Regions from separate parts of the Homo sapiens genome. Here region 2 is linked to region 1. Evidence: chromatin loops called from intact Hi-C (ENCODE). Cell type or tissue: psoas muscle. All regions are shown on one strand. Links, peaks and the distances in the headings refer to the core of each region. The heading gives the core; the rest is flanking DNA. Region 1 overlaps FGD3 (FYVE, RhoGEF and PH domain containing 3). Region 2 holds the start of WNK2 (WNK lysine deficient protein kinase 2).

What was found. Peaks named below come from ENCODE experiments on the same cell type or tissue, not always from the same donor. Only the 100,000 strongest peaks of a DNase experiment are listed, where the experiment ranks them.
Region 2: a loop joins it to region 1, with 2.8 times the contacts of the local background. A loop is called at or near these places in 1 of 110 quality-filtered maps.

What each region holds. Positions count from the first base shown.
Region 1 is chr9:92,977,441-92,992,968 of GRCh38, forward strand. All of the region lies in intron 3 of FGD3 (FYVE, RhoGEF and PH domain containing 3), which reads left to right. Among named protein-coding and RNA genes, the nearest start is that of FGD3, 38 kb to the left of the region's middle. RefSeq lists an enhancer at 10,494-11,192. In psoas muscle, for the core only: a CTCF peak has its summit at 8,899 (motif pointing right); no DNase peak of the experiment used is centred there.
Region 2 is chr9:93,170,168-93,185,695 of GRCh38, forward strand. WNK2 (WNK lysine deficient protein kinase 2) reads left to right here and starts at 13,972. Exons shown (of 30, transcript NM_006648.4): 1 at 13,972-14,218; 2 at 14,761-15,443. The coding sequence starts at 14,763. RefSeq lists an enhancer at 3,084-3,657. In psoas muscle, for the core only: no CTCF peak of the experiment used is centred there; a DNase peak (open chromatin) is centred at 7,701.

The DNA.
Region 1 (15,528 bases), core at 7,539-10,038:
GCTTTGCGGGTCAGGCTTGCTGGCTCCTAGGTGGGGACGTTGCTGGCTGACACGGGGACCATCGGGAGACGGGCTGGGCAGGTGAAGGGCAGTCCGGTGCCTGGACCACTGTGAGCTGGCTTGGCGGAGACGAGGCCAGGGCTGTGTTCAATGGAGGCTTTATTATCACTCAGGTGTAGGAAGGATCAGACCACTGCCATTGACAAGATGGTTTGTCATCCTCAGTTTCCAAGAGAAAGGGGCATGTCACACCACACCGTGAGGCCACAGGGAAGCCCAGGGTCAGTCAGAAGGCAGAGGGTTCGAGGGGGAACTGTGGGCCTGAGACGGTAATGTGGTTTCTGCGGGAAACTTGAGTTCCCAGCCATGATGGGAATGGGAGGTCAGACACACCTGATTCTACTCCCTCACTTTTGTAGTTTACACACAACTGACCAGCATTAATCTTAAAATAGAGATCAGAAGACTGACAGAATAGACTCTGTGGCAATAAGATACCAAATTATAAACAGGACCAGGCAAGTGTACACACCATACACTTAAAGAATAAACTATATTCTGGCTGGGCGCGGTGGCTCACGCCTATAATCCTAGCACTTTGGGAGGCCGAGGTGGGTGGATCACCTGAGGTCGGGAGTTTGAGACCAGCCTGACCAACACGGAGAAAACCTGTCTCTACTAAAAATACAAAATTAGCTGGGTGTGGTGGCACATGCCTGTAATCCCAGCTAATTGGGAGGCTGAGGCAGGAGAATCACTTGAACCCAGGAGGCGGAGGTTGCGGTGAGCCGATATCACACCATTGCACTCCAGCCTGGGCAGCAAGAAAGAAACTCCATCTCAAAAAAAAAAAAAAAAAGAATAAACTATATTCTAATAGCCACATTCTTTTTCTTTAGCAGCTAAACAAGCAATAAGCAATATTAAAACAACTATAGCTCCACCAGATGCTGACTGACACTCCCACCGCCCACCCCCCCACCCCACCCCCATTCCACCAGCCATAACTGCAGCTTTGATTGGACAAGAGACTGATTAACTTTCTTTCAATGAGAAGATCACTGACTCTGTATGGACTGGCTCTGGCCAGTTTGCAGAGGCTGCACACTTGCGTGCATTTGTGTCCTGAAAAGACCTTTTGGCATACAGAGCCTGACTGTAATACATTTAAATGTTAAGGCTCCACCCCAAGGTGAACATGAATTGCATGTTACACGCACCCTCCCCTCCCCTCCCCCCTCTTCCTTCCCCTCCCCTCCCTTCCCCCATTCGCCTTCCTCCACCCCCCTCCCCTCCCCTCCCCCATCCCCCCTCCACTCCTCTCTGCCCCTCCCCTCCCCTCCCCTCCCCTCCCCTCTCCTTCCCTTCCCTTTCCTTGAGACAGAATCTCATTATATTGCCCAGGCTCATCTCAAACTTCTGGCCTCAAGTGATCCTCCTGCCTTGGCTTCCCAAGTTGTCAGGATTATAGCTGTGAGCCACCATGCCAAGCACCAACTGATTTTTTTGTGTTCATTTTGTATTCTGTAACCTTACTGAACTGGTTCGTTAGTCCTAACAGTTTTTAATGGAATCTTAAGGATTTTTTAGTATAAAATCATGTCATCTGTGAACAGAACTAATTTTACTTTTTCCTTTCCAATTTGGATGACTTTTCTTCCTTTTTCTCTCCTAATTGCTCTGGCTAGGACTTCCCATACTATATTGAATAGAAGTGGTGAGAGTGGGCATCCTTGTCTTATTTCTAATCTTAGAGGAAAAGTTTTAGTCTTTCACCATTGAATATGATGTTAGCTGTGGGCTTCTCATATATGAGCTTTATTATATTGAGGTAGTTTCATTCTGTTCCTAGTTTGTTGAGTGTTTTTTATCATGAAAGGATGTTGAATCCTTTCAAATGCTTTTTCTGCATCAATTGAGATGATCATGTGGCTTTTGTCCCTCATTCTGTTAATGTGGTGTATTACATTAATTGATTTTTGTTATGTTGAACCAGAGTTGCATTCCAGGAATAAACTTGGTCATGGTGATTAATCCTTTCAATGTACTGTTGAATTTCATTTCCTAGTATTTTGTTGAGGTCTTTTGCATCAATAGTCATCAGGGATATTGGCCCGTAGTTTTATTTTCCTGTATCGTCTTTATATGGCCTTGGTATCAGGATAATGCTGGCCTTATTGAATGAGCTGGAAGTATGCCCTCCTCTTCAATTGTTTTGGAAGAATTTCAGGAGGATTGGTTTTATTTCTTTTTAAAATGTTTATAGAATCCATCAGTGAAGCCATCTGGTCCTGGACATTTGTTTGTTTGGAGGATCTTTATTACTAATTCAATCTGCATACTCATTATTGCTCTTTCAAATTTTCTATTTCTTCATGATTCAGTCTTCCCAGGTTGTGTGTTTCTAGGAATTTACCCATTACTGTTCATAGTATTCTCTTTTAGTCTTTTTATTTCTGTGGCACCTCTTGTAATGTCCCCTCTTTCATTTTAGTTGAGTCTTCTCTCTCTCTCTTTTTTTTTTTGAGGCAGTCTATTTAAAAATCACAACATTTAGAAAAAAATCTATACATTTAGACAATAGAATAGATTTTTTTTTTTTTTAGATGGAGTCTCACTCACTCTGTTGCCCAAGGTGGAGTATAGTGGTGCTAACTGCAACCTCCACCTCCTGGGTTCAAGCAATTCTCCCGCCCCAGCCTCCCGAGTAGCTGAGACTACAGGCGTGTGCCACCACGCCCAGCTAATTTTTGTATTTCTAGTAGAGATGAAGTTTCACCGTTTTGGCCAGGGTGATCTCAAATTCCTGGCCTCAAGTGACTCACCTGCCTTGGCCTCCCAAGTGCTGGGATTACAGGTGTGAGTCACCATTCCCAGCCTCCTTTTTTCTTAGTTAACCTAGCTAAATGTTTGTCAATTTTTTTGCTCTTTTCAAAAAACCAACTTTTCATGTTGTTGGTTTTCCTATTGTCTTTCTATTCTCTATTGCAGATACCTAATGTATATAGATATCTCTATAGGTCTGATCTTTATTACTTCCTTCCTCCTGCTAGCTTCAGTTTCAGTTTACTCTTCTCTTTTGAGTTTCTTGATGTGCAGAGTTAGGTTGTTGATTCAAGATTTTTTTTTTTTAATGTACGTATTTATAGCTGTAAAATTCCCTCTTAGCACTGCTTTTACTGCATTCCATAAGTATGATGATTTCATTTTTTTCTTTTATCCATTGGTTGTTTAAGAATGTGTTGTTTAGGCCAGGTGCGGTGGCTCACTCCTGTAATTCCAGCACTTTGGGAGGCTGAGGCAGGTGGATTGCCTGAGTCAGGAGTTTGAGACTAGCCTGACCAACATGGTGAAACCCTGTCTCTACTAAAAATACAAAAATTAGCCAGGCGTGGTGGTGGGCACTTGTAATCCCAGCTACTCGGGAGGCTGAGGCAGGAGAATTGCTTGAACTGGGGAAGTGGAGGTTGCAGTGAGCCTAGATCCCGCCACTGTGCTCTAGGCTGGGCGACAGAGCAAGACTCCATCTCAAAAAAAAAAAAGAAAAAAGAAAAAAAATGTGTTGTTTAATTTGCACATGTCTGTGGATTTTCATTGTGTTATTGAATTCTAGTTTCATTCCATTGTGATTGAAAAAGATGGTTTGGGCCAGGCATGGTGGCTCACGCCTGTAATCCCAGCACTTTGGGAGGCCGAGGCAGTCGGATCATGAGGTCAGGAGATCGAGACCATCCTGGCTAACATGGTGAAAACCTGTCTCTATTAAAAATACAAAAAATTAGCCAGGCGTGGTGGTGGGCACCTGTAGTCCCAGCTACTCGGGAGGCTGAGGCAAGAGAATGGCATGAACCTGGGAGGCGGAGCTTGCAGTGACCTGATATCGCGCCACTGCACTCCAGCCTGGGTGACAGAGCGAGATTCCATCTCCAAAAAAAAAAAAAAAAGAAAAAAAAGAAAGAAAAAGTTTGTATAATTTCAGTCTTTGTGTGTTTGTTGAGACTTGTTTTATGCCTAATATATGGTCTATCCTGGAGAATGTTTCATGTACACTTGAGAAGAACATATATTGTGCTGTTTTTGGGCAGCGTGTTCTGTAATTGTCTGTTTGGTTCAACTGTCTGTAGAGTTGTTCAAGTTCTCTATTTCCTTATTGATCTTCTGTCTGTTTATTTTATTGGTTTATTGAAAGTGAGATATTAAAGTCTCCTAATATTATTTTGCCGATCTCTATTTTTTCCTTCAATTTTGCCAAAGTTTCCTTCATATATTTAGGAGCGCTGAGGTTTGGTGCATAAATATTTATAACTGTCACATCTTTTTGGTGACTTGACCTTTTTATAACTATATAATGTCATTCTTTGCTTCTTGTAACAGTTATTTTTTTTCCAGTTGGCAGCAGTGATTCTTTTTTTTTAAAGTGACAGATACTAGCTGTACATATACCTGAGTTACATAGTGATGTTTTGATACATAGAATATATAGTGATTAGATCATGGCAATTAACATAGCCATCATTTGAAACATTTATCATTTCTTTGTGTTGGGAACACTCAATACCCTCCTTCTAGCTATTGAAACTATATACTATACGATTGTTAACAATAGTCCTTCTACAGTGTCATAGAACACTGGAAATTACTCCTTTTATCTATCTGCAATTTTATATCCTTTAACAAATCTCTCCCTATCCCTCTCTTCCTCCTACGCTTCCTAGTCTCTAGTATTCTCTGCTGTACTTTTTACTTCTGTGAGATCAACTTTTTTTAGCTTCCATGTATGAGTAAGAATATGTGGTGTTTAACTTTCTGTTCCTGGCTTATTTTGCTTAACTAAATGTTGTCTAGTTCCATCCATGTTGCCACAAATGACAGGATTTCATATTTTTATGACTCAGTAGTATGACATTGTCTATATATACCACATTTTCCTTATTCACTCATCTGTTGTTGGACACCCAGGTTGATTCCATATCTTGGCTGCTGTGAATAGTGCTGCAATAAACATGGAGGTGCAGCTGTCCCTTCAATATACTGAGTTCCCTTCCTTTGGATAAATGTCCAGTCGTGTGATTGCTGGATCATATGGTAGTTCTATGGTTTTTCTTTTTAAAAAGAATGTATTCATTCATTTTTTTTTTTTGGAGACAGAGTCTTGCTCTGTCACCCAGGCTAGAGTGCAACGGCAAGATCACCGTTCATGCAGTTCGCTCCTGTTCTGCTTGATATTCATGAACATTTCAGCTCTCCATAAGAGTCCTGAAAGTTTTTCCTCTATTCTAATATCACAATCTCCAACGTTATCAGAAACCTGCATTTAGGAGCACCTGTTAGAGTCCTATAGCTGACTATAAAAACCACCTTTTGGCCAGGGACGGTGGCTCATGCCTGTAATCCCAGCACTTTGAGAGGCTGAGGCAAATGGATCACCTGAGGTCAGGAGTTCAAGACCAGCCTGGCCAACATGGCCAAACCCTGTCTCTACTAAAAATACAAAAATTAGCTGGGCATGGTGGTGCTTGCCTATAATCCCAGCTACTTGGGAGGCTGAGGCAGGAGAATTGCTTGAACCTGGGAGGCAGAGGTCACAGTGAGCTGAGATCGTACCACTGTACCCCAACCTGAGCAACAGAGTGAGACTCTGTCTAAAAAAAAAAAATTCACCTTTTAAAAAGGATTAAAACAAGTCAACAATTGTCTGTGGATGACAAAAAGTCTTATGGTGCCACAGTCAAAGACACAATTGAAAAAGAAATTTGTTATCTCTGTGGCACACTAATTTAACATAACAATTATCATTATTGGTTGGGCATGGTGGCTCACTCCTGTAATCCCAGCACTTTGGGAGGCTGAGGCGGGTGGATCATGAGGTCAGGAGATCAAGACCATCCTGACTAATATGGTGAAACCCCGTCTCTACTAAAAATACAAAAAAAAATTAGCCAGGCGAGGTGGCGGGCACCTGTAGTCCCAGCTACTCGGGAGGCTGAGGCAGGAGAACGGCGTGCACCCGGGAGGCAGAGCTTTCAGTGAGCCGAGATCACACCACTGCACTCCAGCCTGGGCAACAGAGCGAGACTCCATCTCAAAAAAACCAAAAAACGAAAAACAGTTATCATTATTAGTGATAACATAGTAAGTTATGTCATAATTATAGAAGTTTTGCATAATTTTGGAACATGTACCAATAACACATTTATAAGGAGCAGAATAATGCTTTAATAAAACTCTGTTGTGCTTTTATTCCAATGTTCAATTTATGGAAAAACTGAATACTCCTTTAACTCTAGCCAATATGGTCACATACAGAATTTCTTTTACAAGATTAATTTTTACAAACCTTCCACAACTTGCTTTAACCTTTATCTTTATCATATATAATTTAAAACAATCCTTTAACCCTCTAAACTAGGCAAAAATATCCACATTTCCATGCCTTCTTATAATCTTTTACCAAAAGCACATTCTGCTTTCCCTACACATCTTGCATGTAAACTGTTTTTCCAGTAGTGTCAAGTACACGTTACACTGTTAACTCTTAGCAACTTTTACTTTTGGTGAAAAACCTGGTAAGTAAGCAATTCTAATTATGCACTAGGTTTGGAGCCTAGGACATCCAACAGAAATGCAGATAAGATTTGACTCTTTCCAGCATAGATGAGGGGATACAGCTAGCTCTGTATGTCCCCAGGCCTTACCTAGCTGTAAAGCAGGCAAATTGTACAGTTAAGAGTCATGATCGCAGTTTATAAAGCATTTTACAACTTGCACTGACCATCTACGGCATGCTTGGACTTTCTGACTTGACCTAAACATCCCTCTTTTAAACAACCAGTTATTTTACTTTGGGACAAGAATTTACCATACAAAATCCTTTTCATGCAAAATCACTTTTCTTTATAACCTTCCTTACCAACAATACCTTTACCTTTATAACTTTTGAATTAGACAAATTAATTTTCCTTCTGTTAGGAAGTTATGGTTTATACTACATGTTGCTGTATGGGTCCTGTGAAGGGGGAGCAGACAAAGAGGTTATCTACATACTGTAGAAGTTATCCCCCCTTGAGAGATGCCTTGGTTAGATTTTTGCTAGGGTTTGTCCAAATAAGTGTGGGCTATTTCTAAATCCCTGAGGTTAGCCTGTCCAGGTTAAAGTTATTGGTTAAAGATTTAGGTGGCTTTCCCAGGAGAAATAGAGCTCTTAGAGATAAAGATGAATTCAGAGGTCAGGTAAATATTAAGCAAACACCCATCTAGGAAAGTATATTTTTGCCCCAAAGAGGTGTAGGGTATTTAGACACTACCAGGGACTGGTGGGAAAGTGGTAATTGGTCTCTTAAATAATGTAAAGGGGTGTGAATCTTTTTTTTCTTTTTTTTTTTTTTGGAGGGAGGGAGTGCTATTTGCCCACATTACCTGACTGCATTTGGAGAAGAATTGCTCAGAGGAGATTAGCACAGAGTAGGCAGCTCTTGAACCCAAAGGGAAATTTATAATTTTATTTGCTGCCTCCAGAGTCACCCTTGGCTTTGTCCTGCTAGTGCCAATGTCTGATTTGGAAGCCAGCTAGAGCAGAGAGCTCTCCAGCTCAAGGCCATCAGGGGTTGGGATTCTGTCCTGGGGGCCCTTCAGCCTTCAAAGCAGTCCCGTTTCCAGTGGCCAAGCTTTTGGCAGAGAGGGGAAACCATGTGAGGTTTCCTCCCGTTTGTCCCACTGGGGCAGTTTGCCTTCCAGTGGCCTGGCTTCCCACGCCAATGGCAGTTACCTGGAGGAGTGTCCTTAGGGAAACCTGGAGGAGGCTGGTGGGCTTGCAGAGCAGCCAGTAGTTAAGCCTGCCTCTGGTCCCTGCACTTCTCTTTTTCCTTAGCCCTGTCCTCCTGATTCTACTCCCAGTTATAAAAGACTGAGGAGGTGACTTTGAGGATTTCCTGCATAGAGGCACTGGGTTCTGAGGCTGACTTTTGTTATTTCTTCCCAGTTAATTTTGAGGAAAAACAGTATTACAAAGAAAACCTAGTTTTTCTATTTTTGTTTGTTTGTTTATTTGTTTGTTTTTTGACAGAGTTTTGCTCTTGTTGCCCAGGCTGGAGTGCAGTGGCACAATCTTAGCTCACTGTAACCTCTGCCTCCCGAGTTCAAGTGATTCTCCTGCCTCAGCCTCCCAAGTATCTGGGATTACGGGTGTCAGCCATCATTCCTGGCTAATTTTTTGTATTTAGTAGAGATGGGGTTTCACCATGTTGGTCAGGCTGGTCTCAAACTCCTCACCTCAGGTGATCCACCCACCTCAACCTCCCAAAGTGCTAGGATTACAAGCATGAACCACCGCACCTGGCCCATTTTTCTGTTTTAAGGTTTAGGGGATCAAACTTTTCCCACTTTTTGGGAATACATCTGAGGGGTGTGTCCTGTGGTATGGAGATGTGATTACCCATCTGTGAAGAAAGAACAGTGGAGAAAAAAAGGAAAAAGGTAAAATGTGTCCCTTCTTACTTTCCTATTATCTTGAATAGGGCATCCCCCATTCATCCTTAGGGTTCCAGAATGAACCAGTCTTACTGTGTACCCTTAACCTTGGTCCCATTTCATCACAATTACCCACTTGACAACAGAGGAAATACCAGAGTGAACAGTGGGCCCCCTGCTCATCCTTGGGGTTCTGGAATGAACCAGTCTTACCATGTACCCTTAACCTTGCCTTCATCTCTGTTTTAATGATAATCTATCAGCCTTTATCTCTGTCCTATGGGTCTCTTGTGCCTATGGACTTCAGCCAGCCTATATCCTTATCTCCATGACCTTATAGTGACTTGCTCGGAGCATTCTGAGCAACAAAATGATGATCTCTTTTCTCAGAGTCCCATCTCTCATGTTCTTTAAGTAGATGAGAAGCCTGTTTTTCAGCTAACTGCCACAAGGGGGCTGACTCCCCTGCCTTTGAATATGACCTTGAAGGTCTTGATGCATGTTGAGAGGGGTGTGGAAGTGATTAGAGAAATGGAGGCTACAGGAGGAAGTGGGAGGAGGTGAGAGGAATATTCATGGAAAGCCTTTATATGCTTACAAAAATAGCAGCCCTTCCATTTGAGAGGGCGATGTTTATTTTCCCTCTTGACATAAAAGAAGAACCTCTGGAGGACTTGGGGCTTGGGGTAAGAACTTGCAATGGCAAAGGAAGAATGTTCCCTTATCCCAAAAAGGTACTAACTCAAAAAAGCAAGTAGGCAGGGTCCTTAAAGGACCACAGAGTGAGGCCCTGTGCCCGCAGACAAACTGCTTCAAAAGCCACTGGAAAACTTGGCCCTGGGGCATAACAGGAATGAAAAGCACATGGTAAGTCAGAAGGAGCTGGCAGAGCCAGGGTTCCAATTAGTGTCTGTCCTGGCCATGTGCCAGTAGTCAGGGGAAGGGTTAGAGGTCATCCGAGCTGGTAGGGTAAAAACAAGTATAAATCTCATGGCGTATCCCCAAGGGAGCCTGTGTCTTTGCTGCCACACAAATTCAGCAAGAGCCATGAGTGCATGAATAACAGGGAGTGTGTGTTTAAGAAGTCAAGTGACATACAAAGTGAAAACAAAGAGGCAGACTTGCCTCCGAGGTAGACAGTCCAGTGAGTGCACAAGCCATTTCAGAACACACACAGAGAAAACAGGAGAATAGGCAGTATGGGTTTTTGGAAAACAACCAATTTTAGTTGAAAAAGCAGAGGAGGCTGTGTGCAGTGGCTCACGCCTGTAATGCCAGCACTTTGGGAGGCTGAGGTGGGCAGATCATGAGGTCAGGAGATCGAGACCATCCTGGCTAACACGGTAAAACCCCATCTCTACTAAAAATACAAAAAAATAGCTAAGTGTGGTGGTGGGTGCCTGTAATCCCAGCTACTTGGGAGGCTGAGGCAGAAGAATGGTGTGAACCCAGGAGGCGGAGCTTGCAGAGAGCCGAGATAGTGCCACTGCACTCCAGCCTGGACGACAGAGCGAGACTCTGTCTCAAAAAAAAAAAAAAGAAAGAAAGAAAAAAAAGAAAAAGCAGAGGAAACAACAGACATTGCATGGTGTTAGGTTTTAGCCCTACCACTCTCATGAGCCTCCTGTCTAGGAGGGCCATGGGTGCCTCAGTTCTACTCAGTGCAGACTCCAAGGTCCCTCCTCTCTGACTTGAGAGATTCATGTGCTCCGTTTATCCTTTGACTTGGGGTATTCTGCACTGGCATGCTTCCAGGGAGTTACATCCCTTCGCCCCTGATTCTTTCGTGTGGTGGGCTGTCTGCATGCCCAGTGGCCCACCAGCACTTGGGAGGGGCCGTATGTGTAGTGTGTTTACTGGAGTTGTGAGCATGCTCACTTGAGCCATTCTTCCTGTACCTGTCAAGTGTTCCTAGACGGTCATATACCAATTACACTTCACCATTTCGCCCCTTAGCGCGCATGCATGAGTCCATTTATCCAACTCTTGAGATCTTATCAGGAAGCTGATTATCTGTTTCAGGTTTTTCTATCTATTGGGAGACTGCATTTCCCTGGTGCTGGCTGCAACCAGTTATTATTTTAAAGAGGCTGTTTAGCAACCACCTGACCAATGCAGGATTTTTTGCTCCTTAGTTCAGCTAAAATCCGGGTTCTTGTCTCATTACCAGGAAAAATTAGGCACAAGGACACATTGAAGGGTGAGGAGGGCGGATTTATTAGACAAAAAGAAAGCTCTCAGCAAAGAAAGAGGGGTCCTGCCAACAGGCTCCCACCTCACAGATTGAATACCAGGCCACCACACACTAGTTGAAGAGGCCAGGCTTCTCCCCTGCATAAGGCTCCACCCTGCATAAGGCTCCAAGCTACCACCATTCCTGGTAGCTCCACCCCATTTCCCCAGTACCTGTGGGCCTCCAGTCCATTGTGGGCATGCCCAGGCAAGACCCTGCACAGGTTCCCTTACCTACACAAAAACATCTGGCATAAATGCTTGTGGGGCAGGCTGGAGATTCTCCAGGGACCCTTTCTTATCTGCCTCCTGCATCTATCAAGACCATCACCTGATGATGGTCACCTGATATTCCTGGTGTGGCGGGGCCCCTGCTCCCCTGCTCATGTCTGCCTGGCTACCTACCTTACACTAATCTGCCATGTTGACTTCTGATTAATCATAGTTCCAGGAATGCCTCTAAGATTTCTATCTTATTACTGTTCCTTATATAAGAGCAAGTACTTACTGTAAATCTTAATCTTAGGTCATGACAACCTTGATGTTACCATAAACACATATTTACCATAAAACCTGCCCTTAGGCTATGATAAATACAACATTCTTGCCTTTCCCTGAGGGGTTGATTTCAATGTCCTACACACTCCTTCTGAAGCACTGTATACCCTTTCCCTATGGCATGTAAGTCCTGGGTTTGGGGGTTGACAGCATGAAGATCTACCTGTTTTGTGGCCACCCAAGACCATGCTCTTGTCTGTAAGTTCCCCAATAAATCACCCTCTGCTGAGAAACTACATTAGTCTGCCTTGTTCTTTGGTTCCTCAACTCCTTCAGCATTTAGGGGTCTCTGCAAGCACAGCCCTTTCATGAAACATTATCCTCTTCAATTTCTTTCATCAGTGTTTTTTTGTTTTGTTTTGTTTTGTTTTTGAGATGGAGTCTTGCTCTGTCACCCAGGCTGGAGTGCAATGGCGCAGTCTAGGCTCACTGCAACCTCTGCCTCCCAGGTTCAAGTGATTCTCCTGCCTCAGCCTCCTGAGTAGCTGGGACTACAGATGCGTGCCACCACACCTGGATAATTTTTGTGTTTTTAGTAGAGACGGGGTTTCACCATGTTAGCCAGGATGGTCTTGATCTCCTGACCTCGAGATCCACCCGCCTCAGCCTCCCAAAGTGCTGGGATTACAGGCGTGATCCACCGCGCCTGGCCAACCCCTGACCTCTTCATCCGCCCACCTTGGCCTCCCAAAGTGATGGAATTACAGGCGTGAGCCACCGCACCTGGCCTCATCAGTGTTTTTTAGTTTTCTTTTGTAAACCAAAAAGTATCTGATACTGGTTTCAATCAATTTAGAAGTTTATTTTGCCAAGGTTGAGGTCATGCTTGGAAGAAATAAACATGGAATCATAGAAAAACAGTCTGTGGCCTGTGCCTTTCTCCAAAGAGGACTTTGAAGTCTTCAGTATTTAAAGGGGAAAAGTGGGCTGGAGGGGAGAAAGGGAAGGTATGTTAATCCACATGTTGCAAGAGAAAAGGAGCCGGTAGGCGAATAGTCAATTATGTATTCATCTGGTTCTCAGTAAATCGGCACTTTACATAAGATGAGGTAAACATAGGGCAGCCACCTGTGGAGATATTTAACCTTTCATCTATAGCTGTCTGCTTAGGAACAAAAGGAAAGGCAGTTTCTTGCATGACTCAGCTTTCAGCTTAATTTTTTTCTTTTGGCATTATGAATTGGGGTCCTGTGTTTTTTTTTTCCTTTCACACCTTGTAGAGGTTTTTTTTTTTTTTTTTTACCTTTTTCATTAAATGTATTCCTAGGTATTTATTTTGCAGTTATTGTATATGAGATTGCCTTCTTGATTTCTTTTTCAGCTAGTTTGTTGTTTGTGTATAGAAACACTACTGTTGTTCGTATATTGATTTTGTGCCCTTCAACTTTATGAAATTTTTTTTTATCAGTTCTAAGAGTTTTGTGATACAATATAGGTTTTCTATATATAAGATCACATCAGCTAGGTTTAGTGGCTCACACCTGTAATCCCAGAACTTTGGGAGGCTGAGGTGGGAGGACTGCTTGAGCCAAGGAATTCAAGACCAGCTTGAGCAACATAGTGAGACCTTGTCTATACAAAAAAATTAAAAAGTTAGCTGGGTATGGTGGTGCGGGCAACAAGTGAGATCCTGTATCAAAAAAACAAAAAAGATTATATAATCTGCAAACAGGGACAATTTGACTTCCTCTATTCCCATTTGGATGCCTTTTATTTCTTTCTCTTGCCTAACTCTTCTGGCTAAAACTTCCAGTACTATGTTGAATAATAGTGGGGAAAGTGGGCATCCTTGTCTTGTTCCAATTCTTAGAGGAGAAGCTTTCAGCTTTTCTGCATTCAGTAAGATGTTAGCTGTGGGTTTCTCACATATGGGCTTTATTATTTTGAGGTATATTCCTTCTATACCTAGTTTGTTGAGGGCGTTTATAATAAAGGGATGCTGAATTTTATCAAATGCTGTCTCAGCATATATTAAAATGATCATATGGTTTTTGTTCTTAGTTCTGTGAATGTGATGTATCACATTTATTGATTTGTGTATATGGAACAATCCTTGCATCCTGGGATAAATCCCACTCGATTGTGGTTTGTTATCTTTTTCATGTGCTGTTGGATTTGGTTTGCGGGTATTTTGTTGAGGATTTTTTCATCTATGTTCATCAGGGATATTGGCCTGTAGTTTTCTTTTTTGTTGTGTCTTTTCCTGGTTTTGGTATCAAGGTTATGATGACCTTGTAAAATGAGTTAGGAAGAATTTCCTCCGATTCAATTTTTTGGAATAGTTTGATAATTGGTATCAATTGTTCTTTATAGGTTCAGTAGAATTCAGTGGTGAACCCACTGGGTCCTGGACTTTTTTTGTTTGGAGATTTGTTTGTTTGTTTGTTTGTTTGTTTGTTTTTGAGAGAGTCTCACCCTGTCACCCAGGCTGGAGTGCAGTGGCGCAATCTTGGCTCCCTGCAACCTCTGCCTCCCTAGCTCAAGCTATTCTCTTGCCTCAGCCTCCTGAGGAGCTGGGATTACAGTCACCCACCACCACACCCAGCTAATTTTTATATTTTTTTGTAGAGATGGGTTTCACCATGTTTCCCAGGCTGGTTTCAAACTCCTAGGCTCAAGCAGTATGCCAGCCTTGGCCTCACAAAGTGCTGGGATTACAGGTGTGAGCCATTGCACCCGGCCCTTAAATTTCATTCTTAATTTCTTCCTTCATCCATTCATCATTCAGGAGCATGTTATTTAATTTCCATATATTGATATAGCTTTGAATGTTTCTCTTGTTGTTGATGTCTAGTTTTATTCCATTGTGGTAAGATAAGATACCTAATATAATTTTGATTTAAAAAAAATTCTGAGGCTTGTTTTGTGTCCTAACATATTGTCAGTCCTGGAGAATATTCCATGGGTACATGAGAAGAATGTGTATTCTGCAGCCGTTGGGTGAAATGTTCTGTAAATGTCTGTTAGGTCCATTTGTTCTATGGTGTAGTTTAAATCTGATGTGTCTTTGATTTTCTGTCTAGATGATCTATCTAATACTGAGAGTGGGGTGTTGAAGTCTCCAACCACTATTGTATTGGAGGTCTATCTTTCCCTTTATATTTAATAATATTTGCTTTCTATATCTAGGTGCTCTAGTATTTGGTGCATATATATTTGCAATTATATTCTCCTCCTGAATTAATCCCTTTATTATTATGTAATGTCTTTCTTTGTTTCTTTTTATAGTTTTTGACTTGAAGTCTTCTTCGTCTGATATAAGTATAGCTACTCCTCCTTGTTTTGGGTTTCTGTTTACATGGACTATCTTTTTTCATCCTTAACTTTCAGTTTATGTGTGTCTTTACAGGTAAGGGGAGTTTCTTGTGGACAGCATATAGTTGGGTCTTGGTTTGTTAATCCATTCAGCTAGTTTATCTTTTAAACAGGGGAATTTAATCTATTTACATTCAAGATTATTATTGATTGGTGAGAACTTACTCCTATCATTTTATTGATTGTGTTCTGGTTGTTTTGTATATCCTTTGTTACTTCTTCTCATTATTTATTTTTGTAGTTGGGTGGTTTTCTGCAGTGATAAGGTTTGATTCATTTCTTTTATCATTTGTGTATCAGCTTTACCAGTGAGTTTTATAGTTTTACATGTTTTCAAGATGGTGTTTATTGTCTTTTCACTTCCAGATATAAGACTGTCTTGAGCATTTCTTATAAGACTGGTCTAGTGGTGATGAATTCCCTTAGATTTTGCTTGTTGGTTAAAGATTTTATTCCTCATTCCTTTCTGAAGAATAGCTGGGAGGATTGCTTGAGCTCCTGGGTTGGAGTGGCAGACTGTTCTTTTAGCTGAAAGTGTGGCAGTGAGGGTTGGTTTCCCTGCTGTGCAGGAACAGAATCACAGCTGATCCTGGGCCCAAGCTCTATGCATCTGGGGTTGTGGCATTCAAGCACTCATGTGGTCTTGGTGGAATGCAGACGGAGCCCAGTGCTAGAGAGGTACAGTAGCTACTGCCTGGAGCATTCTGGAGGTTGCTCTGGTCTCAGGATGGTGCCATGCCACAGCAGCCTCGTTCACAGTGGGTGGTTGGGGGGTGGGGTGTGTACACTTTGTGATCCTAATCCGGGTGATGTAGCTATGCAAATTCTCACAACTCTCCAAACTGGGCTTGGGGCTTGCGAGGACTGTGGGATTCTCTTGTGTTATACTTTTTCCCTGAAAAGGGAAGTCCCTCCTGACTCTGGATAGATGCTATCTGGTTGGAGGGAGATGGGACC
Region 2 (15,528 bases), core at 6,484-8,983, 190 kb after region 1:
TAGTGACCCCCCTCTTTATTTATTTATTTTTTTTGAGATGGTGTCTCGCTCTGTCGCCAGGCTAGAGAGCAATGGCACGATCTCGGCTCACTGCAACCTCTGACTCTCTGGTTCAAACAATTCTCCTGCCTCAGCCTCTGGAGTAGCTGGGATTACAGGTGCACACCACCATGCCCAACTAATTTTTGTATTTTTAGTAGAGATGGGGTTTCACCATGTTGGCCAGGATGGTCTTCATCTTCTGACTTCGTGATCTACCAGCCTCGGCCTCCCAAAGTGCTGGGATTACAGGTATGATCTACTGCACCCGGCTGACCCCCTCTTAAAATTAAAAAAAAAATGAAAAGTTTAGTAAGCAAAAACAGCTCTGCTGCCAATCTCATTCTGGCTGACAATGGGGAATTTCAGGAGGTGTGGTGTCGGGAGCTCTGCCTCACCCTGCTGGGCACCCTTGATTCTTGGAGCTCGGCCTCCTGACCAGTGAGGCCTGGCTCAGGACCAACTGCCTCAGTTTGCATACACTCCCCAGGTACCAGCACGTGACCTTAGGCGGGTGACTTCGACTTAGTGTCTAAGAGCCTGGCTCATCTGTAAACCTAACTCTGTTGGAGATCTTTCTCAGCGCACTTTCACACTTTGTCATTTTTGCCAACCCAAGAGGTAGAACCTGGCATCATGAGGGCTGTCATTGTGGTTTCAATTGGCAATTTTCTCTTCATGAGCAAAGTTGCACGTTTTCATATCTAGAAGCTGTTTGTATTATTTTTCTGAGCAGAATCACCGTTCCTACTTTATAGGGTCATTGTGGGACCTTAAAACAGCACGTGTACATCGGGTCTGGACCAAGCTGTTCCAGAGGGTGACAGTTATTACTATGGAGTGTTGGAGGGGCATGTCCCGTGACTGGGTGACCACCCTGGGTCTGCCCCAGACCATCAGGCTGGGTGGCGCAAAAGTTACCTGTGTGTCTGATCTATGTGGACCCTCTGTGGTCCATACCCCACATAGGGTCTGTAATATGCCAGAACTGGGTAGGAGGTGGGAGGGGGCATGCCCCACCCAGGCCTCAGCAGAATGGGCTCACAACAAGAAGGCTCAAATCTAGGACCCACCCCTGCCCAGCCCCCAGCACCCGTGCTGTGGTCCCCTCTAGGCCACTGCCCTGTGGCTGGGACTGGTGATCCTGTCAGAGACCCCCTGTAGGGGCTGCCTGAGGCCAACGTACTGGCTCCAGGAAAGGCTGCAGTCCTGCTCACCCACCCTACATGTTGAATGCCTGGGGCCTTACTCCTTAGACCACTGAAAATGAGATGTGAAGATAATGCAACCCCTGCACACACAACTGAAAGAATAAGATAAGCCCTACAGCAATATGAGGGAGAGACAAAAGGCAAGTCACTCATAATGAAAAAGTCTGTCCTTGAGCCTATACATGGGAATGCTCAGGTGCATATTCCAGCGCAAGCTCCTGGGGAAGGACCCCGCCTTGGAGACCCCACTCATTTGTGACTTTCCTTGACACAAACAGTGGATGGCTGCCCCCAGCAAAGCATGGGAGGGTCTGTCCCCAAGGCCAAGCCTCTCAGTGCACTTTCATGCTTCCTCGTTTATGCTAGACCAATAGGTAGAACCTGGCGTCATGAGGGCTCTCTGTGGTTTCAATTGGCAATTTTCTTTTCATGAGCAAAGTTGCACTTTTTCCTATCTAGGAGCCATTTTTATTGTTTTTGTGTGTCTGTTTTATTTTTTTTGAGATAGAGTCTCGCTCTGTCACCCAGGCTGGAGTGCTGTGGCGTGATCTTGGCTCACTGCACCTCTGCCTCCCAGGTTCAAGCAATTCTCCTACCTCAGCCTCCGGAGTAGTTGGGATTACAGGTGCACGCCACCACACCTGGCTTATTTTTAAATATTTTTATTTTTTATTTTTTGGTATTTTAGTAGAGACGGGGTTTCACTGTGTTGCCCAGGCTGGTCTCGAACTCCTGAGCTCAGGCAACCCACCTGCCTTGGCCTCCCAAAGTGCTGGGATTAGAGGTGTGAGCCACTACACCCCATTTGTATTGTTTTCCTGTTAATTCTCTACTTACATTTGTCCCTTTATTTCCTGGGTTGTCAGTCCTGCATTCTATTTAGTGCCACACTTTCTGGGTTTTTTTTTGGTGATTTTGTTGTTTCAAATGGCTGCAGGCACCATGCTGAAGAGCTGCCCTGTGTTCTTAAGCATAGAGAAGCTGTGATGTGCCTAGGGGAGAAAATGTGTATTAGAGAAGCTTCCATCACATGTGAGTTATGGTGCTGTTGACTGAGGTTCCCTGTTAACGAATCAACTGCCCATCCAGAAAGAGGAGAGGAAGTGTGCCGATCTGTACATGGAGCTGATTGGAAAGTGTGTTGTGTTTTGCTGGGACACAATGGTTTGGGATTCGCTAATTCAGTGTTCGAAGAGACTACAAAGCATGACTCCCCCAGATCCAAGAATCGACTGTATAAGCCGTAGATCTAGCTCCTGGATTGTGTGGCATTCTTAGAAAGCCCTCCCGCTTGGATCCTCTAGGAAATGACTTTGTCTCATCATCTTCTTCTTCGTCTCCTAATCCTGGGCTCCGTGCCCCTCGTCTGGGCAGCTTCCCGGCTATCCCGGGTGGATGATGCCTCCCACATGGTCTGTCACATGCTACAGTCATTTTCCAAGGCGAGCACTGGGCCATGTGCACAGCAGGCCGTTTGCTAGCGGCCTCACGTCTTCCCCGGGCACACCTTCAGTCTGAATGAGCCAGGCACTTCCAGGGACAGGCACAAGCAACTTGGACTGAGTCTGCTGGAAAAAAACAGAAATCTGGCAGGCAAGTTCATCAATAAGTGGAAAAAACCCTCTTCTATATTCACATGGAGAATGATGCGGCCCCTTTGGGGGTTCTCAAGGGGACTTGGTCGGCTCCAATTGCCAGGCTGCCTGGGGCCCCACTGAGTGCAAATTGGAAACTCTGGGCAGGAGAGACCCCTGCCAGCCCCAGGCCTGAGTCAGGTCGCCCAGCTGGGAGGACAACCCGGCCTTGGCCACGGTCAGAACCTGCCTGGACAGCAGGCATAGACTCTGGTCCGAGGACCCCACCAAGCCCATTGGGTGGGGGCCGAAACTTGTGGCTTCCCGGTTCCTTCTTTCTGCTCTGTCCACACAGACCCCCGCTGGCTCTGTGGTCCTGACACACCTGTTGCTGTGTCCCCTGAAACTCCGTGTCCCCCTGTGGAAATGGAGGTGAGGACATGTGCCCAGGCAGATTGGAACGGGTGGCCATTTCTCCCTCTGTGGGCAGGCATTGCTGGCGAAGCGATGATAAGGAAGCTGGGGGTTCCCAGCCTGAGTTTGCCCAGTGTCAAGAGGACAGCAGTAGCCAGTTTCCCCAAGCTGCCCCAGCACACCTGATGGCCATCTCTGCAGCCTGCAAAAGCCAACACATCTGCCTCCTTCCAGGGCTGCTAAGACCTTCCCCAGGACTCTCTCACAACCAGGAAAGAGGCACCTCCATTGCCCCTTTGACTAATGAGGAAACTGACATTCAGATAAATTAACAAGCCAGTCGAAGGTCATGGCCAGAGGGCGTCGCCAAGGCTTAAATCAGAGCCAGGAGCCTCCAGACCCAAGATTTGAGCTGCATTCGACACTCTCTGCTGAGCCCCCTCCTTCATCTCATGGCCTCATTGGGGGTCTGTCAGCACTCCCTGTCTAAAGACACAGGCGAAACTGCCTCTTGTCTGACATGCAGACGTATGCACAAGAGCAGAAGCATTCACTGGCAGTGCTTTGGTGTATTTCCTTCCGGCATTTCTTCCTGTGCGTTGTCACTTCACAGTATCTCTAATCATTACACAACTCCATGAAGAGCATTTAAATGGCTCAGCCTTTTTTTTAGACAGAGTCTTGCTCTGTCGCCCAGGCTGGAGCTGGAGTGCAGTGGCATGATCTCAGCTCACTGAAACATCTACTTCCCGGGTTCAAGCGATTCTCCTGCCTCAGGCTTTCGAGTAGCTGGGATTACAGGCGCCCACTACCATGCCTGGCTAATTTTTGTATTTTTAGTAGAGACAGGGTTTCACCATGTTGGCTAGGCTGGTCTTGAACTCCTGGCCTCAAGTGATCTGCCTGCCTCGGCCTCCCAAAGTGCTGGTATTACAAGTGTGAGCCACCGCACCCGGCTTGACCATATTTGATTATGTAGGAATAGGACTGTTTCCTTAACTATTTATATTATTCATAATGTTTTATTACAAATAATCCTTCAGTGAACATCTTTATACAACACTATCTGCGTTGCTGGTCACTTTGTTAGTGTAAATTCTCCAAAAGAGAATTACTAACTTAAAGGGTCAGAACAATTTTTAGGCTCTTGCTCCAGTCACAAATTGCTTTCAGAAAGCCTGTATCAGTCTACACAGGTGACTCCATTTAAAGGCAGCAGGGGCCAGGTGCGGTGGCTCATGCCTGTAATCCCAGCACTTTGGGAGGCCGAGGCGGGCGGATCACGAGGTCAGGAGTTTGAGACCATCCTGGCCAACATGGTGAAACCCCGTCTCTACTAAAAATACAAAAATTAGCTGGCGTGGTGGCACGCACCTGTAGTCCCAGCTACTCAGGAGGCTGAGGCAGGAGAATCCCTTTAACCTGGGAGGTGGAGGTTGCAGTGAGCCAAGATCGTGCCATTGCACTCCAACCTGGGCACAGAGCGAGACTGTCTCAAAAAAAAAAAAAAAAAAAAAAAAGATAGCAGGTATAAGATAGCGGTTGTAGGCTGAGGTGGGGCTGGCATGAACCATCAGGGCCAAGGGGGAAGGTCAAATTCAGGGCTGTGGCAGGCAGTGGTTATGCTAGAGGACAGTCAGCACACAGGGTTGGGCCTGGGGTCAACGTAGAATTAAAGGAGGGTCATGACTCAACTTTCTGTTCATAAGAGAGGAGTCCCAAGAGAGAAGCCTCAAGGGAACCTAGGACTTGCCACAGAGGCCTGGGGACAAGCTGGATGGCAGCTGCAGGATGGAGTCTTGGGCAAGTCCTCCTGGGCTCACCTCCAGGCTGCACCACCTGCTGGGTGTGGAGCTCGGTCATGATGGGTCCCCTCTCCATGCTGCATTTTCATCTGTGAATGCTGCCACATCCAGGGGGTCCTGAGGGTGAAACGAGAGTACTTTTGCAAAGCATTAGCTCAGCACCTAGCACACACTGAGTGCCCAGTAATGGTGGCCATTATTATCATTATTTCAGCTGTAAGACTTAACTGAGGTTTCACAACTTACTGGGCTCAACAGTTCACCTCCAGCTTCTCAAGATTCCTGGTTCCTGTTACTGGTGCAGCTTGGCAGTGGTCTGATCAGAGGAGGCTGGGGGGCAATGATGTTCTCCATGCCTGGGGGCTGGCCCTGCTTCAGCAGGAGTCCTGGTGGGGATCTCAAATACCTGCAATCCCAGGACGTTTGAGGTCTAAAGCAAAACAGAAAATATGACCTTTTATCTGGTGTGAGCCTAATCAAGTAAAATTAAATAATAACCCTGTAGTTAGAAGAAAAATGTTCAATCACATTCATTTATTTGATCTGCCCTCTCGTGTGGACAGCTGCACAGTGATAGCTGTGTGCCTGCCACAGGGGCTGTGGTGGGGATCATGTTGAGGTAGTGACATTGTGCACAACTTAAAACACCATTTTTTTCTCTTGAGATGGAGTTTCGCTCTTGTTTCCCAGGCTGGAGTGCAGTGGTGCGATCTCAGCTCACTGCAACCCCCACCTCCCAGGTTCAAGCGATTCTCCTGCCTCAGCCTCCCAAGTAGCTGGGATTATTGGCGCCTGCCATCAGAACCAGCTAATTTTTTGTATTTTTAGTAGAGACGGGGTTTCATAATGTTGACCAGGCTGCTCTCGAACTCCTGACCTCAGGCAACCCACCCACCTCGGCCTCCCAAAGTGCTGGGATTACAGGTGTAAGTCACCATGCCTGGCCTAAACACTTTTATTTCTGCTTTTTCTGTTTCATATATATATATATATTTTTTGAGACGGAGTCTTGCTCTGTTGCCCAGGCTTGGTTGCAGTGGTGCGATCTCGGCTCACTACAACCTCTGCCACCCGGGTTCAAGTGATTCTCCTGCCTCAGCCTCTCGAGAAGTTCAGATTACAGAGGTGCACCACCACGCTCGGCTAATTTTTTTGTATTTTAAGTAGAGACAGGGTTTCACCATGTTGGCCAGGCTGGTTTCAAACTCATGACCTCAGGTGATCCGCCCACCTCGGCCTCCCAAAGTGCTGGGATTACAGGTGTGAGCCACCACACCTGGTTTTATAAATTTTTTTATAATGAATTTGTGCTCTTAAAAAAATCAATCCAGGCCGGGTACGGTGGCTTATGCCTGTAATCCCAGCACTTTGGGAGGCTGAGGTGGGTGGATCATCTACCTGAGGTCAGGAATTCAAGAACAGCCTGACCAACATGATTAAACCCCGTCTCTACTAAAAATATAAAAAATTAGCCTGGCATGGTGGCAGGTGGCTGTAATCCCAGCTGGGAAGCTGGGGCAGGGGATGCCTTGATCCTAGGAGGCAGAGTTGCAGTGGGCCAAAATTGCATCACTGCACTCCAGCCTGGGCAACAAAAGTGAGACTCTGTCTCGAAAAAAAAAAAAAAACAAGAAACATCAGTCCATATATCCAAACAATGGAATGTTATTTGGGCCTAAAAAAAGAATCGCGGCGGGGGTGGTGGATCACACCTGTAATCCCAGAACTTTGGGAGGCTGAGGCGGGTGGATTACCTGAGGTCAGGAGTTTGAAACCAGACTGGCCAACATGGCAAAACCCCATCTCTACTAAAAAAAATACAAAAATTAGCCGGGTGTGGTGGCATGTGCCTGTAGTCCCAGCTGCTCTAGAGGCTGAGGCAGGAGAATTGCTTGAACCCGGGAGGCAGAGGCTGCAGTGAACCGAGGCCGCACCACTGCACTCCAGCCTGGGCAACAGAGGGAGACTCTGTCTTAAGAAAAAAAAAAAAGAATTGCACCATTGCACTCCAGCCTGGCAACAGAGTGAGACTCCATCTAAAAAAAAAAAAAGAAAAAGAAAAAGAAAAAGAGAAAAGAAACCAAAGAAATGAAATTCTGATGCATGCTACAGAATATGAATGAACCTTGAAAACATGATGCTTAGTGAAATAATACACAAAAGGTCACATATTGTAGGATTCCATTTATGTGAAATGTCCAGAATAGGCAAATCCATAAAGACAGAAAGTGGACCAGTGGGTGCTAGGGGCTGAGGGGAGGAGGAAATGGGGAACGTCGTCTGCTAGTGGGGACAGGGATTCTTTCTGACGTGATGAAAATGTTCTGGAATCAGATAGAGGTGATGGTTGCACAACACTGAATGTACTAAAAACCTCCTAATCGCACACTTTACGAGAATGAGCTTTATGGTAGGTACATTAATTATATCTAAATAAAGCTGTTATTTAAAAATCAAAGTGTTTTGATATTTGGGAGTAAACGAAATGTTACATAATTTTTTAAATTACTAAAAACAGAGAAATAAGGACTGTGTTCTAGAACATTGCGCCTCCTCCCTCTGCACTCCAGACCCCCATCTCTGGCTCTGGCGGCCAGATGTCCCTAGCAGCAGCAGGGAAGCAGGCCAAGCCAAGTTCACCATCCCCTCCCACAGCACGCCCGCTCCGGAGCTCCCTCTGACCTTCCCCAGTGGCTCCACATTCTCCCCCATCTCTCTAGGCCCAGATGTCACTCTCCCCTGTGGGCCCATGGGGAACATGTGGTAGCCTAGGCTTGGGGTCAATCAAGGAGATGTGGCCAGATTACCCCTGGGAAGGTCATACCCTGAAGAAAGCAAAATCCTGACACTTCCCTGGCTTGCCCTTCACATGACACGCTCTGCTCTGGACATAAGCCGAAAGCCAGTGTCACCCTGGCTGGTTCTGGTCCCCAGCGAATCCAACCTTGGGTATTTCCTTGAAAATGTCAGCCTCAACTTCCTGCTAACACAGCCTCATTTCCAATTCTTGCCAGCTGTGCCCGATGATTTGTTGTGGCCACTGGGAATATGTCACAACGGAGGATGCTGCTGGTTTTCCACCATGAATGGGCCGGTGTCAACTCAGCAATCATGGGATGTCAGTTGTTGGCCCGCTATGCCCCTTAGCTTTTCTCAGGTCTCTGTCCTCTTTCTCTGGGGGACTGGTGCCACCCAGTCCTGCACCATCAGACAGGCTAGGGGTGTGTCCTGGTGCCTCAGGTGGCCGCTGCCCTGGGGCTAAAGGACTGCATTGCTTATTTCCTCCTGGGGGCATGGATCCCCTCCCTCCATGAACCGTTTAGTCAACCCGGAACCCCTTGAGGCCCTGCTGGACCCTGCACCTCCAAGAACAGAGGAACAGGATTCTTTATTTTCTGTTTTATTTTTTTCTTTCTTTCCTTCTTTTCTTTCCTTCCCTCCCTTCCTTCCCTCCCTCCCTCTCTCTTTCTTTCCTTCTTTGTTTCTTCTTGACAGAGTGCAATCTCAGCTCACTGCAACCTCTCCGCCTTCTGGGTTCAAGTGACTCTCTTGCCTCAGACTTCTGAGTAGCTGGAATTACAGGTGTGAGCCACCATGCCCAGCTAATTTTTGTATTTTTAGTAGAAATGGGGTTTCACCATGTTAGCCAGGCTGGTCTCGAACTCCTGACTTCAAGTGATCCACCTGTCTCAGCCTCCCAAAGTGCTGGGACTACAGGCATGAGCCACTTCACCCGGCCACAGGGTTCTTTAAATAGTGGGTACTCTGCAGCCTTTCCACCCTGCCGTGGAGCCTCCGCCAGGAGACCAGAGCAGCAAGGCCCCCATCATCTGCCCTTTAAGCCACATGAGCTGGCTTAGCCGGCCTGACCCACAAAAATGAAATAAAAGCCTTGGTGAGCAGGACCTGAGGTCTTTTCCAGGGGCAACAGGTACCTGTCTGCCCCTCAGGGCCACCTGGGAGCCGGGTGTCAGCGTCCAAGTCAGGGAAGCTGTGGGGCTCCAGAAGCTGAACTTTGATTCCTCCCCTGAGAGAAACAAGCAACCCTGAGAGGCACATGGCATGAGGCTGCTCTCGGGGAGCACAGCAAAACAAGATTTGCGGCCAGAGAGTGGAATGGAGGGTCAGCTCTGTTGCTCTTTCCATGCAAGTGCACCCCCCACGCAGGCAGCTTTTATTGAGTGCCATTGTGTGCCAGACCCTCGCAGCACGTGGAGTCTCCGCAGGACCACCTGGAAGCTTTCAAACACCTGAGGCCAGGCCCACCCCATCCCACACAGCAGAATCTCCGGTTGCGGAGGCGGCATCTCAGGCCTTGGAGATGCTGCAGGGCAGCTGTGTGTAAGACTCACTGGGCTAGAGGGCGTGAGACAGGGTCATGCAGGTCCGACGGTGACTCCTACCAGCAGCTGAGATGGCCCAGCGGGTCCCACACTACAGATAGAGAAACTGAGGCCAGAGGAGCTGCGGGGGAGGTCAGGGTGACTCTGCCTTCCTCCCACATCCATGCACTCTCTTTTTCCCTGTACTTGCAGTTTTACCTTTTTTTTTTTTTTGAGACGGAGTTTCACTCTTGTTGCCCAGGCTGGAGTTCAATGGCATGATCTTGGCTCACTGCAACCTCTGCCTCCCAGATTCAAGCGATTCTCCTGCCTCAGCCTCCCGAGTAGCTGGGATTACAGGTGCATGCCACTGTGCCCGGCCTTTCTTGTTTTTGTTTTTGTTTGTTTGTTTTTGTTGTTGTCGTGAGACAGAGTCTCACTCTGTTGCCCTGGCTGGAATGCAGTGGCGCAATCTTGGTTCATGTAACCTCTGCCTCCCAAGTTCAAGTGATTCTCCTGCCTCAGCCTCCTGAGTAACTGGGATTACAGGTGCACACCACCACACCCAGCTAATTTTTTTGTATTTTTAGTAGGGACAGGGTTTCACCATGTTGGCCAGGCTGGTCTCGATCTCCTGACCTCAGGTGATCCACCCGTTCGGCCTCCCAAAGTGCTGGGAATACAAGCGTGAGCCACAGCACCTGGCCTACTTTTAGCTGTATGATCTGCCTTACCAGAACTGAGCGTCACCCCAAATCTCACCTCTCCACTAGAATCGCAAATAAAGTCCTACACAGTGAAGTGTTGACTTAGGAAACGGGATCGTTTTCTGATTTGTGTGTCATACTTCGGAACATTTCTAATGGAACCCTGCTGTTGGAAGGAAACAAGTTCTTCAACCATTCATCCATCACAGCTGAGTCAGAAGCGTTGTGTCATCCTGTACCACCCGACCTGCCTACCTCAGGCCCTACCCACGGGGAGCTTCCATCCTGCTGGTTGTCCTGAGGCTCTATGACCCACAGCAGGAAGACACTGCAGCCTGGTCATGCCCTTCCCATCCTCTGACATCATCTTCCAGGAGTAGGGGCCCGAGCTTCCACAGCCCACCTGCTCCCACCTACTGCCACCTTCCTGCCACCACACACTGTCAGGCCTTCATCCTGTCCCCACGCCCTTCCTCAGGTCACAGGTCTTCCTGCATTCCCCCAAGCCACTTGCCTGGCCTCTCTGGGCTCTGCTTTTCCAGCACTGTCCTCCCCATCTGATGCCCCTGCCAGGGTATTCTCCCCATGGTGTGACCCGGGGGGCACTCAGGCAAGTGGCCTGGCCACACTGGACCTGAGCACTAGATAGGTTGCCTGACTCCACTCAGAGGCAGAACCTGCCCCACGGGGCAATTGTGGACTGAGCTCCAGCTGGGCATGGCTAGACCCTGCTCTTCCTTCTAGCCAGTGACCCTCAATGGGCCCTGATGTGAGCAGAGGCAGTGGAGCTAGCCCCATCTCCTTTCCTCCCTTCTTTCATGAGCATTTGTTGAATGCCTTTTGTTGCCAAGACTGTTGAGCATGACCATTATGCCCATCTCACAGATGAGCAAACTGAAACCATGGTCCTGTTGCTTGCTGAGGCCCAGCTCCTGGAACTGCATCTGCATGGAGCAGGTGTGTGCCTGCACGTGCCTACTGGCTGGGTAGGCTGGAGCATAGCCTGGACTTGGGAGAAACTTTTTTCACCAAAGGGGCTCCCTGGCATTGTGGAAGCTAAGGTGATAGCTGTGGGTAGAGGTCACTGTCTCCACTCTGAGGCCTTGAGAAAGTTACTTAAAGTTGAAAAATCTCTGGGCAAGACCTCAATGTACTCATCTGTTCTAAACATCGAAGACAAATGCTGCCCCGTAATCCCAGCACTTTGGGAGGCTGAGGTGGTTGGATCACTTGAGGTCAGGAGTCCGATACCAGCCCGGCCAACATGGTGAAACCTCATCTCTACTAAAAATACAAAATTAGCTGGGCGTGGTGGTGGGCGCCTGTAATCCCAGCTACTCAGGAGGCTGAGGCAGGAGAATTGCTTGATCCTGGGAGGCAGAGGTTGCAGTGAGCTGAGCTGAGATCCCGTCACTGCACTCCAGCCTGGGCAACAAAGTGAAACTCCATCTCAAAAAAACAAAAACAAAAGCAGAAAACAAAAAACAAACCTCCAAAAGACAAATGCTGGCATCATGACCCTGGATCATGCAGCCTCAGGACACCCAGTAAAGCAGACTACAGTATTTATACTCCCCGTCTTAGCAGCAGGGAGATGGAAGCTCAGAGATATCCAGTGACCTGCCAAAGGGCATATAGCCAGTGCTGTGAAGTCCTGACTTCCAAGGTCTGTCCAAGGATCCCTCAGGCTCCATCTGCCAGGATCCCAGGAGCTGCTCCTGAGCCCAGCCTGAGATTCCTTGCAGAGGAAACTGTGACCTGTCCACTACTGACTTAGCTGTGTACCCTAATGGTCATGGGTTGGCAGAGAGAATGAGCTCTCCACCATGGGAGGTGTGTAAGCAGAGATGCGTGAATTCACCCCAAGGGCTCAGAGAGCACACAGTACTCTCTCAGGGACAGGCTGTCCCCCACTCCCCACAGCCTGGGCTGCTCCCTGCTGATTTGTGGGTGTAGCCATCCTTTCCCACGCATGTGTACAAGTGTGGGTGGGCAGCAGCCATGGGTGCTGATGAACCTTCTCCGATGCTGGCAGGTATTTTGCCCACACACTGCCAGTGTGGCCTGTTGGGAGCAGGAGGAGGCCAGATAGGTGTGTGCTGGTCTCAGAACACGCTTAGCTCTGTCCCATCCTGGTTTTCCCTTGGATAGGCTTGAACACACCCATCATGAACAGGTCTGTGGACTTGGTGCCCTTCCTAGATTGACTGAATCTACAAGGAATTGGCAGCCTTTTAAGGTGGGCAAGTCAGGATGATCAGCCCACTCTGCAGGGCCAGATACTGAGGCTCAGGAAGGACCAGGACTTGCCCAAGTTCACTCAGCTGGTTAGGGGCAAGGTTGGGGGGTCTTTAGCCTCCAAAGGGAAGACAGAAAAGATCCTTTTCCACCCCTGACCTCTACCTGGAAGACTCCTGCCCCAGGAGATGCAACTTAGATCCCTGTCCCTCAGGCCTCTCTGTCCTGCAGAGCTGGCGTCTGCTGTTTGGCCTCCTCCTCGTGTGAGCTCTGGGCTCATGCCAGCGGACTTGAGCCCCGGAATGAATGCCTGTCTCACACGGTAGATTAGATTATATAAATAACAGGCAAGTGCCAAATGCATAGCCCTACACCTAGCACACTATTTAACCACTGGCTCTCTGGGGAGAAAAGTCCTGATTTGAGGTGTTTGCCAATTTCCGCAGTGTAAATACTCCCAGCATTGCTGACTTCAGGCTACAGGGTGGCATTGCTGAACCCAGAGCTGGGAAGGGATGTTCACTGTTGCCCCTCACAAATTAGTTTCAGCCAGTGCCAGTGCCCAGCGGGGCTCCAGGAAGTCCTGCTTCTCTGGGTAACAGTTGGCCTGGCATATTCTTCCCTCTACATTGTGAAGGTGAGATATCGCCTCTGCTGGCTTTTATGCCACATGAGTTATTTTGTGCCAGGGGCTCCAAGGCCTACAGGCCCACAAGCATCTTTTCATCTCTGGAAGTGTGTGTGTATCTGATGGGGGTGCCAGCCCAGTGGGATGGGGACTGAGATGAGAATACTCTGGTATCTCCCTTGTGCCTCAGTTTCCTCACCTAGGATCATGGAGGCTGGGGTAAGGGTGAAGTGTTAGCTCAGGGCATTGCCTGGAGCAGGGCTCAGAACTTAGCAGTATGGTTACTGACACAGGTCACCTGCTGCATTAGGGCCAGAGACGCCCAAGAGAGGGCTTGTCCGTGGGGGTCTAGAGGAGGAAGGAGCTAGAGATCATGGAAGACTTCTCGGGAGAGGTGGCATCTGGCAGAGGTGGGAAGGAAGAACACTTTGGGTCAAGGGGCTTCTGGAAGCCTCTCCATATCCCATCCAAGGCATTCCAGCTCAGCTTCGGTCTTGAAAGTTCTGGGATTTAGAGCATATAACTTCTGCCTTTGGCGCCTCAGTTTGCTCTAGACTGTGAAATGGGCATAATGATCACCAGTGCCTCCCTGGGTGATGATGAGGTCCTCATGGTTCCTGGTGGTGAAGTGAGGGCAGGAAAGGACACGCTGAGCCCCACCAGGCTTAGCCCCAGGCTGGGCTCCCGAGGGCGGCGGTACCCCTGGTCCTTTTCTTCCTAGCCTGCCCATTCTGTCCTGGCACAGGGCCTTGAGGTCTAGCGCGCCGGGCTGCGGCGTGCTGAGGCGTTGAGCCTGCTGCCTCCTCTCAGGAAGAAACGGGGTCCTCCGCAGCTGACAGCCCTGCGGGGCGTTCCAAAGAACTTCAGAGGACAGGAGCGCTACCTCGAGCAAAGAACCGCGGGTGGGAGCCCAGGTAGCCGGCCCGCAGGTGGCCGCGCGCGCCTGCCAGTCAGCCAGCCCGTCCGCAGCCAGGTGGGCGTGCCAGGCCCAGCCCCCTGCGCCGGTCCGGGGCGGGGCGAACGGAGCCCCGCCCTCCCCGCGCGCCGGGTCGGAGCCGGTGCGGGAGCGGAGCCGCGCGAAGCCGGCAGGAGCACGCGGGAGCGCGGCCCCGCAGTGGCCCGGCCCGAGAGAGCAGCGCGCAGGAGCTGGAGCGGCGCCACGGCCCCCACCCCAGCGCGGACCTCGCCCGGAACTCGGACCCCGTCCTCGAAGCGTGATCTCTCCCGCCTCGCACGCCCTGGCCGCCGGGCCGCGGGCATGGACGGCGTCCGCTCGCCCTGTGAGTGCCGAGCCTCCCCTCAACGCCGCTCGCCGCCTTTGTGTGCGCGCCGCGGCGCTGCAGCCCCCTCCCCGCGCGCCCCTCCCGCGCCCCGGGCCCGCGTCCTTTGTGGAGCCGCCGCCGGGCCACTGCCTTCCTCCCACCCCCGGGCTTCCCTATCCCCTTTACAGCTGCCTCCGGGACAGCCTAGCAGAACCCTCCTGGGCCAGGGCTGGGCAGGGCGCGAGATCCCTCTGCCGGCCTCCGGGGCCCTCAGGGACACCCTAGCAGGTCCTCTCTCCCAGGGTTCCAGGGACACCACAGGCCCGTCCCTCTCCGCAGCCTGGGGCTGAGCAGGGCACGGACCCCTCCTCCCCAACCCAAGCCTCTGGTCCCGTCTGCAGCCCCCCTTTCCCAGGGCCCCCAGAGACGGCCCCCGCAGGCTCTCTCCGCGGCCGGGGCTGGGCAGGTTGCGGGCTTAGGGCGGCGTTGTCTCATCCGGCGGCCTGGGCAGGTGCGGCAGGGCCGGCGCTCACGCGGGCCTGTGTGTCCTTGGCCCACAGAGATGGACGGCGATGGCGGCCGCCGAGACGTCCCCGGCACGCTGATGGAGCCCGGGCGCGGCGCGGGGCCCGCGGGCATGGCGGAGCCTCGGGCGAAGGCGGCGCGGCCGGGGCCCCAGCGCTTTCTGCGGCGCAGCGTGGTAGAGTCGGACCAGGAGGAGCCGCCGGGCTTGGAGGCAGCCGAGGCGCCGGGCCCGCAGCCCCCGCAGCCCCTGCAGCGCCGGGTGCTTCTGCTCTGCAAGACGCGCCGCCTCATCGCGGAGCGCGCCCGCGGACGCCCCGCCGCCCCCGCGCCCGCAGCGCTGGTAGCGCAGCCGGGAGCCCCCGGAGCCCCCGCGGACGCCGGCCCCGAGCCCGTGGGCACGCAGGAGCCCGGCCCGGACCCCATCGCAGCCGCTGTCGAAACCGCGCCTGCCCCCGACGGCGGCCCCAGGGAGGAGGCGGCGGCGACCGTGAGGAAGGAGGATGAGGGGGCGGCCGAGGCGAAGCCTGAGCCCGGGCGCACTCGCCGGGACGAGCCCGAAGAGGAGGAGGACGACGAGGACGACCTCAAGGCCGTGGCCACCTCTCTGGACGGCCGCTTCCTCAAGTTCGACATCGAGCTGGGCCGCGGTTCCTTCAAGACGGTCTACAAGGGGCTGGACACGGAGACCTGGGTGGAGGTGGCCTGGTGTGAGCTGCAGGTGAGGGTGCCCCAGCCCGCAGGGGGCTTTCCGCAGGGTCTGTCCGCGAGTGCGTCCTTGGGCCTGTCCTTGCTCCTGCGCCTGG